Linked DNA regions of Homo sapiens: regions 1 and 3 are each linked to region 2. The links are chromatin contacts, found by Hi-C in ENCODE. All regions are on one chromosome and are shown on one strand. The core of a region is the stretch at or near the end of the contact, and the rest is flanking DNA. Distances in the headings are between cores, read along the strand shown. Region 1 holds the start of OBSCN-AS1 (OBSCN antisense RNA 1). Region 2 holds the start of WNT9A (Wnt family member 9A). Region 3 has its middle 22 kb from the start of ZNF678.

Region 1 (3,993 bases), core at 1,156-3,655, 270 kb after region 2:
ACACAGGCCAGCTGAAGTTTTAGGCCCGAGAGGCAGCAGTGTGTGCGGTAGGAGAAAGGATACCACCCCGCAGGTAGGGAGTGGCCTACAGTGCACCAGGCAGGTCTGCCTGCCTCAGGAAGGTGCAGCAAAGCTTGTAGGCTGGGAGGAACCAAAAATAGCGGGCACTGCGAGGGAGGGGGCCCTGCCTGGTTGCTAGGGGGTGTAGGTTTGGGACATGTGCTCCAGTAACTGCAGCTGAGGCAGTGGGTCCCTGTAGGTAGGGAGAGGGAAGGAGATGTTCTCAGCGGCTAGAAGAGCCGTTTGCAGGTGAGGTTACCAAACCCCAAATGCCCAGAAAGGGGCAAGTCTGCACTTCTGGGTCACGGTGCCAACCGGTGATGCTTCCTCAGGGCGCGGGGAGTGGGGGGGAAATAGGATGTGTGGAGGTGTTGAACTGGGTTCCTCAGGCGGCACGGTGGGGTGCACCCGGGCCTCATTCCAATCCCCACTAAGGCCATCCCCACCTACTTGCAGGTCCCCGCCGCCACCCTCATGGATCAGCCACAGTTCAGCGGGGCGCCCCGCTTTCTCACCCGGCCCAAGGCCTTCGTGGTGTCGGTGGGCAAGGACGCCACCCTCAGCTGCCAGATCGTGGGTAATCCCACGCCACAGGTGAGCTGGGAGAAGGACCAGCAGCCGGTGGCGGCCGGCGCGCGCTTCCGTCTGGCCCAGGACGGCGACCTCTACCGCCTCACTATCCTGGACCTGGCGCTGGGCGACAGTGGGCAATACGTGTGCCGCGCGCGCAATGCCATAGGCGAGGCCTTCGCTGCTGTGGGCCTGCAGGTGGACGCGGAGGCCGCGTGCGCCGAGCAGGCGCCGCACTTCCTGCTGCGGCCCACGTCCATCCGCGTGCGCGAGGGCTCAGAGGCCACCTTCCGCTGCCGCGTGGGTGGCTCCCCGAGGCCGGCAGTGAGCTGGTCCAAGGACGGGCGGCGCCTGGGTGAGCCCGACGGCCCCCGCGTGCGCGTGGAGGAGCTCGGCGAGGCAAGTGCGCTGCGCATTCGGGCGGCGCGGCCGCGCGACGGCGGCACTTACGAGGTCCGCGCCGAGAACCCGCTGGGCGCTGCCAGCGCCGCCGCGGCGCTAGTGGTGGACTCGGACGCCGCGGACACGGCCAGCCGGCCCGGGACCTCCACGGCCGCGCTCCTGGCGCACCTGCAGCGGCGGCGCGAGGCTATGCGCGCCGAGGGCGCCCCCGCCTCACCGCCCAGCACCGGCACGCGCACCTGCACGGTGACTGAAGGCAAGCACGCGCGCCTCAGCTGCTACGTGACCGGCGAGCCCAAGCCCGAGACGGTGTGGAAGAAGGACGGCCAGCTGGTGACCGAGGGCCGGCGCCACGTGGTGTACGAGGACGCGCAGGAGAACTTCGTGCTCAAGATCCTCTTCTGCAAGCAGTCGGACCGCGGCCTCTACACCTGCACGGCGTCCAACCTCGTGGGCCAGACCTACAGCTCTGTGCTGGTCGTAGTGCGCGGTGAGCTCCTGGGTGCGGGGCGCGCGGGCCCAGGCTCCTCCGCAACCCGTGCACCTGGGTCCTTTCGCCCTTGCGGTCTGCCGTTTCCCACCCGCGTCTGTCCGGTCGTGGAATCCAGGGTTGCAGGTGTCCGTTCCTGGTGCGCAAAATGCGGGCGACGCCCCACGACCTATTCTAAACACCCGCAACCCGCTTTCCCCACCCAGTCCCCTGCCCGCCCCGCCCCCTTTGCATGCCGCGCCCCCAACCCGCCACCGCTGGCCCACAGACAGGGGCGAGAGGTGTGAGAGGGGCGGGGCCGCAGGGGATCCCACCTCCTCAGCCCCGCCCTCTCCCTCCCGCTGCTCCCAACCCAACCTCCACCACTCTGCCTTCTGCTCTTCTACTCCCCCGCCCCCCAACTTCCTGTCTCCTCCCCTGCGCCCTTCCCAACCCTTAGCCCCTCTGCCTCCTGCTCGCTCCTCTCCCCAGCCCACTCCTCTACCCTGCACCCTCTCCTTTCCAGCCTCCCAGCCCCTCTGCTCCTGTCCCCTATTCCTTCCCACACCCTCACCTCTGCATCCTCCAGTCTCCTTTCCCGCCCACAATCCCCCAATTTCCCCCTTCCCACCCCGCCGTCGTCCTGCACCCTCCGGCCCCGCCCCTCTCACCAGTCTTCTCTCCTGGCAGAGCCCGCGGTTCCCTTCAAAAAGCGGCTGCAAGATCTGGAGGTGCGGGAGAAGGAGTCGGCCACGTTCCTATGTGAGGTGCCCCAGCCGTCCACTGAGGCCGCGTGGTTCAAGGAGGAGACGCGGTTGTGGGCGAGCGCCAAGTACGGCATCGAGGAGGAGGGCACCGAGCGCCGCCTGACCGTGCGCAATGTCTCGGCCGACGACGACGCGGTGTACATCTGCGAGACGCCAGAGGGCAGCCGCACGGTGGCGGAGCTCGCAGTCCAAGGCAGGCGGGGCGGGGCACGGGGCGGGGCACAGGGCGGCTTCGGGGAGGTAGCGGGGGCAAGGAGGCACCGAGAAGGGAGCCGGGGGCGGGGGAGGGGGGAGCCAGGCCGCACGGGCTGGGCGGGCACGGGGGCGGGCAGGGTGCAGACGGACTGGGCTTGCGAGGTACGAGTTGGGACTGGGGCAGGCAGGGGCGGGACTGGGGCGGGAAGGGCAGGTAAGGTGGGGGCGGAGGAGCAAGCTCGGGCCGGGCACGGGGTGGTGATTAGGGGGAAGGGGAGACGGAGTGGGCAGGGGTCTTGTGGGACCGAGCTGGGACTTGGGCCGGCGGGACAGGTAAGGGGTTGCGCGGGGGAGTGAATCGGAGGCAGTTGGGAACCGGGAGACAGGGGGCAAGCGGAGGAGCGAGTCTGGAGCGGGGCGTGCAGGGGCTGGTCTGACTGGCCCGGCTCCCTCCACCCCAGGAAACCTCCTCCGAAAGCTCCCTCGGAAGACGGCGGTGCGCGTGGGCGACACGGCTATGTTTTGCGTGGAGCTGGCGGTCCCGGTGGGCCCCGTCCACTGGCTGCGGAACCAGGAGGAAGTGGTGGCGGGGGGCCGCGTGGCCATCTCCGCGGAGGGCACGCGCCACACACTAACCATCTCCCAGTGCTGCCTGGAGGATGTGGGCCAGGTGGCCTTTATGGCTGGCGACTGCCAGACGTCCACCCAGTTCTGCGTGTCGGGTGAGGGCCTGAGGGTGCTCCCAGGATGGCATCGCTTCCCTGCTGTCTCCCTGGTCCCAGTCCCCTGCCCTCCATTACCTCAGCTCTCTGGGCTTCAGCCTGCTGTACCGAGGGCCGCCGGGCAAGACCATAGCCCTGGCCCTCCAACGTTAGGCTCCCTGAGCCCCCGCGCAGTCTTTCAGCTGCAACCAGAGAAGTGGCTGCAGGTCTGGGGCTGGAGGTTGTGGCCAGTGGTCCAGGTCCCCAGAGCAGCCCCAAGAGAGCTGGGGATCCTGTGACACCCCTCCAGGTGATTCCAGACCCAGGGCTCAGGAAGAGGCTCCCAGTAGTTGACCTCTGCCCACCCTCTACACAGCCCCCAGGAAGCCTCCCCTGCAACCCCCTGTGGATCCTGTGGTAAAGGCCAGGATGGAGAGTTCCGTGATTCTCAGCTGGTCCCCACCACCCCATGGGGAACGCCCTGTCACTATCGACGGCTACCTGGTAGAGAAGAAGAAGCTTGGCACCTACACCTGGATCAGGTGCCACGAGGCTGAATGGGTGGCTACACCTGAGCTGACCGTGGCTGATGTGGCGGAGGAGGGGAACTTCCAGTTCCGAGTGTCCGCTCTCAACAGCTTTGGTCAGAGTCCCTACCTCGAGTTCCCGGGGACTGTCCACCTGGGTAAGTGGGACCTCCCTGTTACAACCTACGGGGCTGCTCACCTGCCCCGGAATCCCCCAGGTCCAGCTTCAGGGGAGGCCAGAGTGGCCTCATGGGGACCTTCTGTGGGGAGGGGGGCTGCCAAGGCCTTGCCCTGGTGCAGTG
Region 2 (4,522 bases), core at 1,097-3,596:
CCAGGCAGAGCTTTTGAGAGGGGGAAGGGAGAAAACGGCCCTAGATCCCAGCCCCTTCTCCCTGCTTCCTGGACTGGAGCTGGGAAGGGCCACCCCAGCCCCCCTCCAGCTCCAGCCCCGCCTGGCCTTTAATGCCCTGGGCCACCCCCTGCCTTTGCTGGGCCAGGAGCCACAGCAGGAGAGGCCTCCGCACAACCCAGCCTGGAGCCCTTTGTGCCCTGCTTCCCCTCCCCAGCCCAACCTTGGGAACTGACTTACAGGGGGCCCAAGGCCTCCAGCAGCCCAGATGGAACCTGGCCTGCCCTGACCCAGGATGCCCCCCCAGCCCCTGGTTCAGGAAGGTGCTCATTCTCCATCAGTCAAACAGAGTCCTAGCTGCCCTCTGCAATGCCAGCTGTCCCCAAAGGCAGCACACTTGCCCTCTGGACTTCCCACAGGGCAGCTACATGGAGAGCTGCCCTCAGACAGGACTCAGGAATTCTCCCTTGATGGGTCCTTTGGAGCCAAGAAGCAGGGCCAAGGGGGCCTGGCCAGAGAAGCCACAACAGCACTTAAGTCCTTGCTATGCGCCTGGCACCAGCCTGGACTTACTGTCTGCAAGAGAGCTGAAACACACGCACACAAAGCAGCAGAGCCCCTTGACCTTCTCTAGGGCACAAAGCCCAGAGATAGGTCAGAGAAGGAGAGGCCAAGACCCAGCGCCACCCCGTCTCCAGGAATCGGATCACAGCAGGGACAAAGCCGCTGCAGCCTGGACAAGCCCAGGGTGTGTCCCCAGCCCAAGAAGCAGAGCCTCCGCTGGGCCGGAGAGCAGGGAAGCACAGCTGGCTGACAAGGCCACGGTGAGTCACCGCGGACCTGTGGCCCTCCCTCCTGCCCTCCCGGGTGAGGCTACGGGTTGCACAGATGGCGTGCAGTGGCGTGCCAGCCCAGGCCCAGGGCCGTACCCACAGTTGGAGCCAGGAGAGGGCTGCGGGTGGGGGCCCCAGGGAACTGAGACACCGGGCTGACCCTGGAAGACGACCCAGAAGAAAGGAACAGAGAGAAGAAAGGGAGAGAAAGAAAAACACAAAGGGAAAGTTTCCCATGAAAATATTTTATTTTCTTTGAGAACAGGATACACCTGCAGGGCTCCTCGGCCCAGGCGGCCTCTCCCTGCCCGGGCGGGTGCCAGATTCCTGGACCAACGGGGCCCTCTGCCGGCCAGCCCGCCGCGCGCTGGCGCTCAGGCCAGAGGGCCGGGAACAGGTGACCGGCGGAGGGCGGCGGCCCGGCTGAGGGAGCGGCCCAGGGCGTCCAGGTCGGGGGCTGGGATCCGAAGGCCAGCCAGGGCTCCCAGCGGCGGCGCTCGGGGTAGGAGGCTGGAGGGTGGCGGGGAGGCCCGGGGCGCTGCCTCGCACGGCGCCACCCTGCACCTCAGCGCGCCCAAAGCGCAGCGAGGGTCCCTGTAAAGGTCGCAGGACTGGGCATCCCAGACCTCAGAGAGGGGGAGGGAAGAAGGAAGGGAAAGAAAGGAAGAGAGAGACGCGCCGACAGCCCGGCAAAGCGCTGCTGCAGAGACACGTGAGCACGGGCAATGACACCGCGGGACGCCCCGGCCGGGCCCTGCGCTCCCGGCCAGGTTCCATGGACGCGCTCCCGCGGGCCGGGGCCCGGGCCACAGAGTCAGAAGCAAAGCGCAAGAAAAATAAATTCCTCCAGCTTGGAGGATTTCTCTCTTTCTCTCTCTCTCTCCGTTTGGGGCTCAGCGCGAGGAACATCTGGATTTTGTACGTATTTTTGTTATTGTTAAATTAACTTCTCGAGAAGAGAAAGGGGGGGAAGCTGCTAGGTGGGCGATGGCCAGGGGCTGAGGACTCAGGCTCCAGCCTTTTGGCAAGGACACGGCGGCCCAAGGAAGTCGGGACCTGATCCCAGTCCCTAAGCGCGAGGCAGTCCTGCTCACGGCGGCGACTACGACGACGACGACTCTGCGGTCACGGAGGACCGCGGCCCGGCGCAAGCCGGACGGGTCCACCCGCCTCTCTAGCCGTGCCGCGCAGCGGACGGAGCGACGCGCGCGCCGCAAACAAACAGCGCCAGGCAACCCGGCGGCCCCGCCGCGCCCCGGCCCCAGCCACCCCGGGTGCCTCGGGGACTCCGGACGACCCCGCCCCGGCCCCGCCGCCCCCGCCCACCAGTGCGCGCCGGCCGCCGAAGGCACCTACCCGAAGTAGGCGGCCGAAGGGCGCAGCGCGGCGAGCAGCAGCGTCAGCCCGAAGGCCGCGGCCAGCCAGCGCGCCAGCGGGGACCCATCCAGCATCTTGCCGCGCCTCGGCGGCCGACCATCGCGCTCCCAGCTCCGCGCAGGGCGCGCCGCGGCCGCCGCCCTCTTATAGCGCCCGGAGCGCGGCCAGCTGGGCCCGGCCCCGCCCCGCGCCCGGGAGGGGATCACGCCGGCGCCGGGGGCGGGCCGAAACCCGAGCCGCGCGCGCCAGCCCGCCAGCCCCTCCCGGCCACTCGGGGCCCCGGCCGCCGCTCCCGGCGCGGGTCTCGGGCGCGCCCTGCCCGGCGGGGATGGAGGAAGGGGAGGCGGAGAGCGGTGGGAACCGAGGGCGGGGCGTGCGAGAACCCGGGGCGACCACGGCGGGACGGCATTGGGGGGCCGGAGGCGGGCATCGGGAAGCGGGTAGAGCGTTGGGGGCGCTGCAGTGGGAGCTTGGGGCGGCCCCCGGGGCGGGATTGAGGGGGAGGGGAGGGGAGGCGTTGGCCGCCGGGCTAGCCGCCGGCGGGGCTCCAGGCCGGGACGGTCGGGGATGGTTCCACAGAGGACCCAGCCGTCTGCCCCGAGCTGGGCGCTGCGCGGCTGCTCCGGGGGAAGCTTGGTGAGGAGGAGTCGGGCCAGCCGGTGATGCCTGCGCCTCTTGCGCATGCTGACCCCCTCAAGGAGCGGGGCCAGAGAATCGCTCCTTTCTGGCAGGGACTGTGGCCGCTTTCGGCCTGGGAATGAAGCGACGTAGCCTGCTGGGGCTGTGAGGTGAGTAGCTCTACCTTTTGGGGTCCTGATGGTCTCCCCATTCTTAAATTGTGGGAGTGGAGCTAGCGGCTAAGTCAATGAAACACCAGCCATCGGGCAACGCCCTTCTCAGAGCCTGTGTCCTGGCCGGGACGGGGAGAAAGAGGACTCCTGGGATGGAAGGTGCACACCCAGGCAGCTGGAAGCGCTCAGTCACAGCCCGGGGACTCGTCCCCTCTGCGATACGGATTCGGAGCTGCTTCTGAAGCAGAATGGTGTCAGAGGACCCAGAGCTGGCATTAGGATACAGGTGCACACATTCCAGACAGACCTGGGGGTGGCATCCAGGAGAAGGCTTATAAGTTCCCTGGATGGGGCCTCTGTGCCATGCAACAAGGGACACAAGAACAGGGCTTGGGGTCCAGGCTGGCGGTGGCATGCCTGCCACCTGCAGACCCTGGTCAGTGCAGGATGGTGCCTCCAACACGGGCTAGGCTGCCAAGGCTGAGGACACAGGGCCAGCGAGCCTGCCCAGCCACGTGCTGCAGGGGCCTCAGAGACCTGGGCTGCGGTGCCAGGTCTCTAGGCAGTGCCCTCTGTGCCTGCAGGGACTGATTCTGGCACAGTGACCGCAGAACCTGGGGGGCGGAGCACATGCCCCCGGAAGGCTGTGAAATCCCGCCAGTGGCAGTGACAGAGGCGAATATGAGGGTCCTCAGAGGAAAAACAAAGAAGATAGGAGCAGCAGAAAATGGCCCCCACGAGGATCTGAGCCAACCTCGCCACCCCTAGGGCTCCCGGCCCTGCTTCCCTGGGAAAGCCTGGCCATGTGGGTCACCCCTGTGAGCATACCCTTTCTGAGTGTCTGATGGCCAGTTTGCCAGGTGAGCTTCAGGTGCATGTGGGGCAAAGCAAGGGTGGGGAAGGGAGGAGACCGGGCCTGAGCAGTCACTCCCTCTCGGGGCCTCGGTTTCCCCATCTGAGACCCATCCAACTCCAGCGAGTGGTGGCTTTTCTCCAAGGCATGATGTCCTGTGTGGGAGCCCTGGCCCCTGGTTCTGCTTTTCCACTAGGTGTGACTGGTCTCACATCCTTCCCCATCCATAGGACCCCCCTCCTGTGGGGAGAGGGCACTTGTTTGTCCTCTTTTGCTCAGGGGGCTGGGCCACCTCCCTTGAAATGGGGCTGACTCAGCAGAGGGAGTGCAGACGGCAGCCCAGCCCACCCAGGCTGCAGCGACCCCAGTGGGAGGCCCACCCGCCCCACGGCCATGGGCTCCAGTGAGCCCCCAAAGTCTGGCTCCAGCACCAGGAAGTGAGAGGCAGCAGAGGGAAGCAGACAGGACGGGAGACCCTCCCCACCCCCCACACACCCCCCTGCAATGATGGCATGCTTAAAGGCATGGAGGCTGCCTCCAAGAAGACGTGTGAGATTGTAAATGTGCATCACAAGCGCCTCCGGCATCACAGAGCTCCCTTCCACTGGGGGTGAAGCACTCTCCCAGCAGCAGCTTAGTGGTCCCCAAGG
Region 3 (4,559 bases), core at 1,995-4,494, 410 kb before region 2:
ATTCACATCTTTAAAAAGTATAGGCTGGGTGCGGGGGCTCACGCCTGTAATCCCAGCACTTTGGGAGGCCGAGGTGGGCGGATCACGAGGTCAGAGTTCGAGACCAGCCTGCCCAATATGGTGAAACCCTGTCTCTACTAAAAATACAAAAATTAGCCGGGCATGGTGGTGAGCACCTGTAATCCCAGCTACTTGGGAGGCTGAGGCAGAAGAATTGCTTGAACCTGGGAGGCAGTGGTTGCAGTGAGCCAAGATTGGGCCAGTGCACTCCAGCCTGGGTGACAGAGCGAGACTGTCTCAAAAAAAAAAAAAAAAAAGAAAGAAAAAAGTATAATAACATTATAAATAAATTCCTACATTTTATTAATGTTTGTGAAGTATGATTTTTTTTTAAAAAAAATTGGCCTCTAAAACGGTTAACAATTTCAGTAAAGAAGAAAATAAAAATTCAATGTTTGATATACATATATAAAAATAAATTTCAGGAAAATGAAAGGTCCATGTGATGACAGAATCCAAATTATATAAAAGATAGAAATTTCAATATTTGTTTTTACACATTTTAAGGAAAAAACCCTGAAAGCAGGGTTTTTATTTTTATTTTTTTTATTTTTCTGCACTTTACCAGAAAATAATGTTAATAAGTCTTGAGTTTTCAAGTCCCTCTCACTGACTTGGCACTTAGAGAACAGCCAGCACAGGCTCAGGACACCCTGCTGGGCATTCTATCAAGGAGACCATCCTCATGGAAATGCAGCAGAAAGCTACATGCAGAAGATGGATGGATGCTCTCCTCCCAGAGACCAGCAGGTGCAAGTGTAGAGGGAGTGGGCCAGGGAGGAGCTGTGAACACCAAGCTGGGAGAGGTGCCTGGACCTCCATTGGACCCTCCTGCCTGCAGGGGCCTCACAGGGTTCCAGCAGAGGCGAATCCTAGGTTCCCTGTCCTATGGCTGGCCCCTGAGACTTGCTCCACCTGCCAGCTCTTTCCACAAAGACATCAGGATGGCAAACCCAATCCAGCCCCCTCACAGAGAAAGGGGATTAATGTCAGGGCCCATGCCCATCCTGGCCTGTTCAGTAACTAATTGAGTAGTGAATAGGTTAGGCCAGAACGTGCTGCTGTGGCCCCTGGGATCACATCCCTGAAGGGAACTTGCCTGGGGCTGTGACCTAAAGTGGGAGGCCCACTTGGGGTTCAGTGAGCTGGGACTTAGTTCCCAGCTCAGTTCCCTCTGCCACTCCTGGGGGACTTGGGCTTGTCTAGAGCAGGCATTGAGGATGGCATATAGCAGACATGCTGAGCTGTCAGGTGGGTGCCAAGGGGTGAGCATGAGGCATCCTGAGGGTTGCAACCATCAGAAGGCCCTGAGGTCAGCCCAGAACCAGCCCAGCCTCTGTACCTGGAGCTGCAGGTGCACAGGCTGTACCTGGAGCTGCAGGGTGGGCGCTGTGCAATGGGCTGGTCAGAGTGGAGTGAGAAGCCAGTCAGGGAGGGGCTTTCATTGCCCTTTATCCTGTGGTGCAAATCAAGTCCCCAAGGCCACAAACCAGGCGGGGCAGAAACAATGGGCTAAAGCATCGCCTTCTCTCCTCTTTGGCTCACATAGGCCCCTGACTTTCCTGGGCTTGCCTGAAAGTGAGAGAAAATCCCTCTTCTTGTGAGGATGAACACAGAAGTCACCAGTCAAGTTTGGTGAGGGGGGGCCCAGGCACCCCCAGAGTCTTTGCAGGGCAGCACCCACTACTTGCTAGCTGGACCAGGAGGCCAGGCTGGGACATTCTGGGAACTGAGGTCACCAGTCCCTACTATGCCTCGAATCTGTCCCCACCATGCAACCTCGGGCCAGCTCAGGCTCTGCCACCAGCTCCCCACATCGTCGTCCCTCAAGAGGCCTAGGGTGGGTTCCCCCTGCTTGGTGTCTCTGGCCCCTGCTCTCCATTCTGAGGCCTGACAAGCACCCAACCTCCAAAGCTGTGTTTTCCTGGGGGAGTGGGTGTTGGGACCACTGGCACAGAACTCGCAGCTTAGCTACATGTTTGTTCCAGACTTGGTTAATCAATGCAGCAGTAAACCCGCTGCTTCTGGGGTACAGTCTCCTACATTTCACGGGTCAGGTAGACAGACTGCGTCCCCTTCACCCCCCAGGTGTGCGAAAACACAGTTGACTCCACCTGCAATTCGGTCCTGCCCTCTTCCACCTGAAGAAGACCTGCTCACACCCCAGGGGTCAGCTCCGCGGCTTCTTCTTGGTGAAGCCTCCCTGACATCGCCTCTGGCACTGATACCACCCTCTGAGCCCCAGCACAGTCCCAGCAAAAGCCGCGCACTGTGCAACAGAGGCCTGCGCTCGACCTCGCGGTGCACTCAGCAGGGGCTGCCCTCGGTCCCACCGTCTCCCTTAACGCCCCTGCCTCCCAGTCCCACGGCCCCCAGGAGGAGCCAGTACCCTAGCCCAGGGAGCCGGGTTGGGCGCGGCCTGGGGACCGGGCGTGGGAAGCTGGCCCACAGGGTCGCCCCTAGCAAGGAACCACCAGAGCGCGCATGCGGGAGCCGAGGCCGCAGCACTGGGTGGGCAGCTAGCTCACCGAAGACCCACGCAGCGGGCCAGGCGCCAGCGGCCGCTAGGTCTGGGCGCGGGGCCGGGCCGGCGAGAGAAGGGTCCGGGGCACCCAGTGGGCTCGGATCTCGAGCGGTCCCCGTGACGGCCCCGCGACTGCGCGACTTCCCGCTCTAGAGAGTTTATGGACCCTGTCCCAGGAGGGCTCCGCAGCCGCCAGGGAGGTACCGGAGGGACCGCGGCGCTGGGAGAGGGTGGCGCCAGGCGGCCCTGGAGCCCTGGGCGACGCGGCCGGGCCGGCCAGAGGGCGGAGAAGTCCAAAGCAGCAGCCCGGACAGCCGCTTCCGCCCCTGCGCCGCCCTCCCGGCCCAGGTGACCGGTCGCCCTACCCGGGGAGCAGCGCCCTCCTCCTCCTGGGCCGGAGCCGGGCGTGGGGGTCGCAGGCTGGTGCCACAGCCTGAGGACACCGCGGCCTCTGCCCCGGGGAGCACGCCAAATGCCGGACGGAGCGGCTGTTGCAGACGGTGAGGCCGCAGCCCCGCTTGAGGGTAGGGTCGGGCGGGGTGTCGGGGTCCTGGCAGAGGCCGCGGCGAGGGCAGGAGCCGGTGCGCTGGCCGCTGCACATGCGCCGCCCGGCACCGGGACCCTGCGGGCGCGCCCCCTGGTGGCAGCCAGCGGGAGGTGGCGTCCCTGTCCCCAGCCAGGCGGCAGCGCGAAGCTGCCTCCCCGCGGGGGGAGCGGAAGTGGCCCAGCTGCTCGAGTGACTTACTAGTTAAAAAGCTGGGGTTGGAGCTGCCACGCGGGGAAGTGTGGAGGCCTGCGGGGCTCCGCCTAGACTTTCTGGGTGTCCTCCTGGGACCTCAGGTTCCTCACCTGTCGCAGAGGACTGATGGGCTGCTATGGCAGGGTTGTTTGGAGGATTAGGCCAAATAGTCCCAGTAAAGCCCCATTAGCCTCCCTGGCCTCTGGATTTTTTTTTTTTTTTCTGGCTTGGGTAACTGCGGAATGTGGCCAGGTGCTGAAGCGGGAAGGCTGGACTCTCCCTAGGCGTCGGGGTTCCTTCCTGGCGCCCCCTCTTCTTAGGCTCTTTTCAAGCACATACCCGGCAACGTGTGCTCTACCCAAGAGCGCTTCACAGATCTTCCTGTGGGCCTAAAACCAGAACGCTTTGTTCCCTGACCCCGGCTCTCATATCACCCCAAAGCCAAGTCTTTTGGCGGAGCTGGCTTCAGATTCGAGTCTCAGTTTAATGCTTGTTCTCTAAGGTCTGCCCAGGGCTCTTATGATGGGGCGTTGTTCCACTCCACCCGACCCTGTGCCTCCCAATGCGCTGGGGGCCTCAACTGCAGGGACTTGGAACTGGGAGCCCTCCCTGACAGGCTGGCCTGGCCATGGACTGGTGGATCTCAGTCCCAGGGCGAGATACCCCGGGCAGGGACTCTCATCCCGGCTTTTGTACACTCCAGCCATTTAACCTGGTGTGGTGGCCTCGCTGAGACCCCAGGTCTGTGGGGCAGGATTTCTTCCTTGTGTCATAGTGGAGGAAACTGAGGCAGAGGGCCGGTGAATGACAAAGTCAGGGAAATGCTCTGATTGTGAAATGCCCCCTAGGCCTCACAGGTCCCTTCAAGACACAGCATCCCTCGGGTTGCTGCATCAATGGGCTGTTGGCTTGGGCACCCCAAGCTCAGCGCCATGTGGGGATGAAGCTGGGGAATGTGGGGGCAGGGAAATTCGTCCCCCATATCGGCACAGCAGGAATTTCATTCTCTGATATGTGTGGACACCACTGCATGTGTGGGTGTGGGTGGGGCCCCCATTGTGTTGATTAAGAAAGAGCCCTTCCTGGGGCCTCTGGGGAAGTGAGGGGCACCATGTGTGCCTGGCAGCTGGTTGGGGTGTGGAGGGGCTCGTCTGGACTCTGTCCTGTTGTCACCTTTTCAGGGCCAGCTAGACCCTGAAGTCTTAGTGCCAGTCATGCCCAGTTGCATGCTGCCCT

What was found. Hi-C counts contacts between places; a loop is a spot of excess contacts on that map. Pooled maps may share reads with other maps.
Region 1: a pooled map shows a loop between it and region 2 (2.2-fold over the local background). The contact joins the promoter of OBSCN-AS1 here to the promoter of WNT9A in region 2. A Hi-C loop is called at or near these places in 1 of 50 pooled maps.
Region 3: a loop to region 2 is called in a map of gastrocnemius medialis, with 5 times the contacts of the local background. The contact joins the enhancer-like site here to the promoter of WNT9A in region 2. A Hi-C loop is called at or near these places in 15 of 168 maps with a recorded cell type or tissue (CD4-positive, alpha-beta T cell, GM12878, IMR-90 and 10 more), 7 of 37 single-sample maps with no recorded cell type and 27 of 50 pooled maps.

The regions. Positions count from the first base shown.
Region 1 is chr1:228,211,250-228,215,242 of GRCh38, forward strand. OBSCN-AS1 (OBSCN antisense RNA 1) reads right to left here and starts at 2,406. Exons shown (of 2, transcript NR_073155.1): 1 at 2,173-2,406. It overlaps OBSCN (obscurin, cytoskeletal calmodulin and titin-interacting RhoGEF), which reads left to right. Exons shown (of 116, transcript NM_001386125.1): 2 at 517-1,522; 3 at 2,192-2,461; 4 at 2,925-3,185; 5 at 3,541-3,849. The coding sequence starts at 535. RefSeq lists a silencer at 2,493-2,542.
Region 2 is chr1:227,945,586-227,950,107 of GRCh38, forward strand. It overlaps WNT9A (Wnt family member 9A), which reads right to left and starts at 2,347. Exons shown (of 4, transcript NM_003395.4): 1 at 2,208-2,347. The coding sequence starts at 2,302. It overlaps LOC124904533 (a long non-coding RNA gene), which reads left to right and starts at 273. Exons shown (of 2, transcript XR_007066912.1): 1 at 273-842; 2 at 1,117-1,718. RefSeq lists silencers at 1,169-1,278, 2,382-2,461 and an enhancer at 2,252-2,301.
Region 3 is chr1:227,539,492-227,544,050 of GRCh38, forward strand. No RefSeq gene overlaps it. Among named protein-coding and RNA genes, the nearest start is that of ZNF678, 22 kb to the right of the region's middle. RefSeq lists a silencer at 2,770-3,369. Within about 2 kb of position 3,245, at least 24 of the 41 ENCODE cell types and tissues checked have a DNase peak (open chromatin) inside an H3K27ac peak, as active enhancers do; they include gastrocnemius medialis, heart left ventricle, heart right ventricle and 1 more, where a contact is called at or near this core.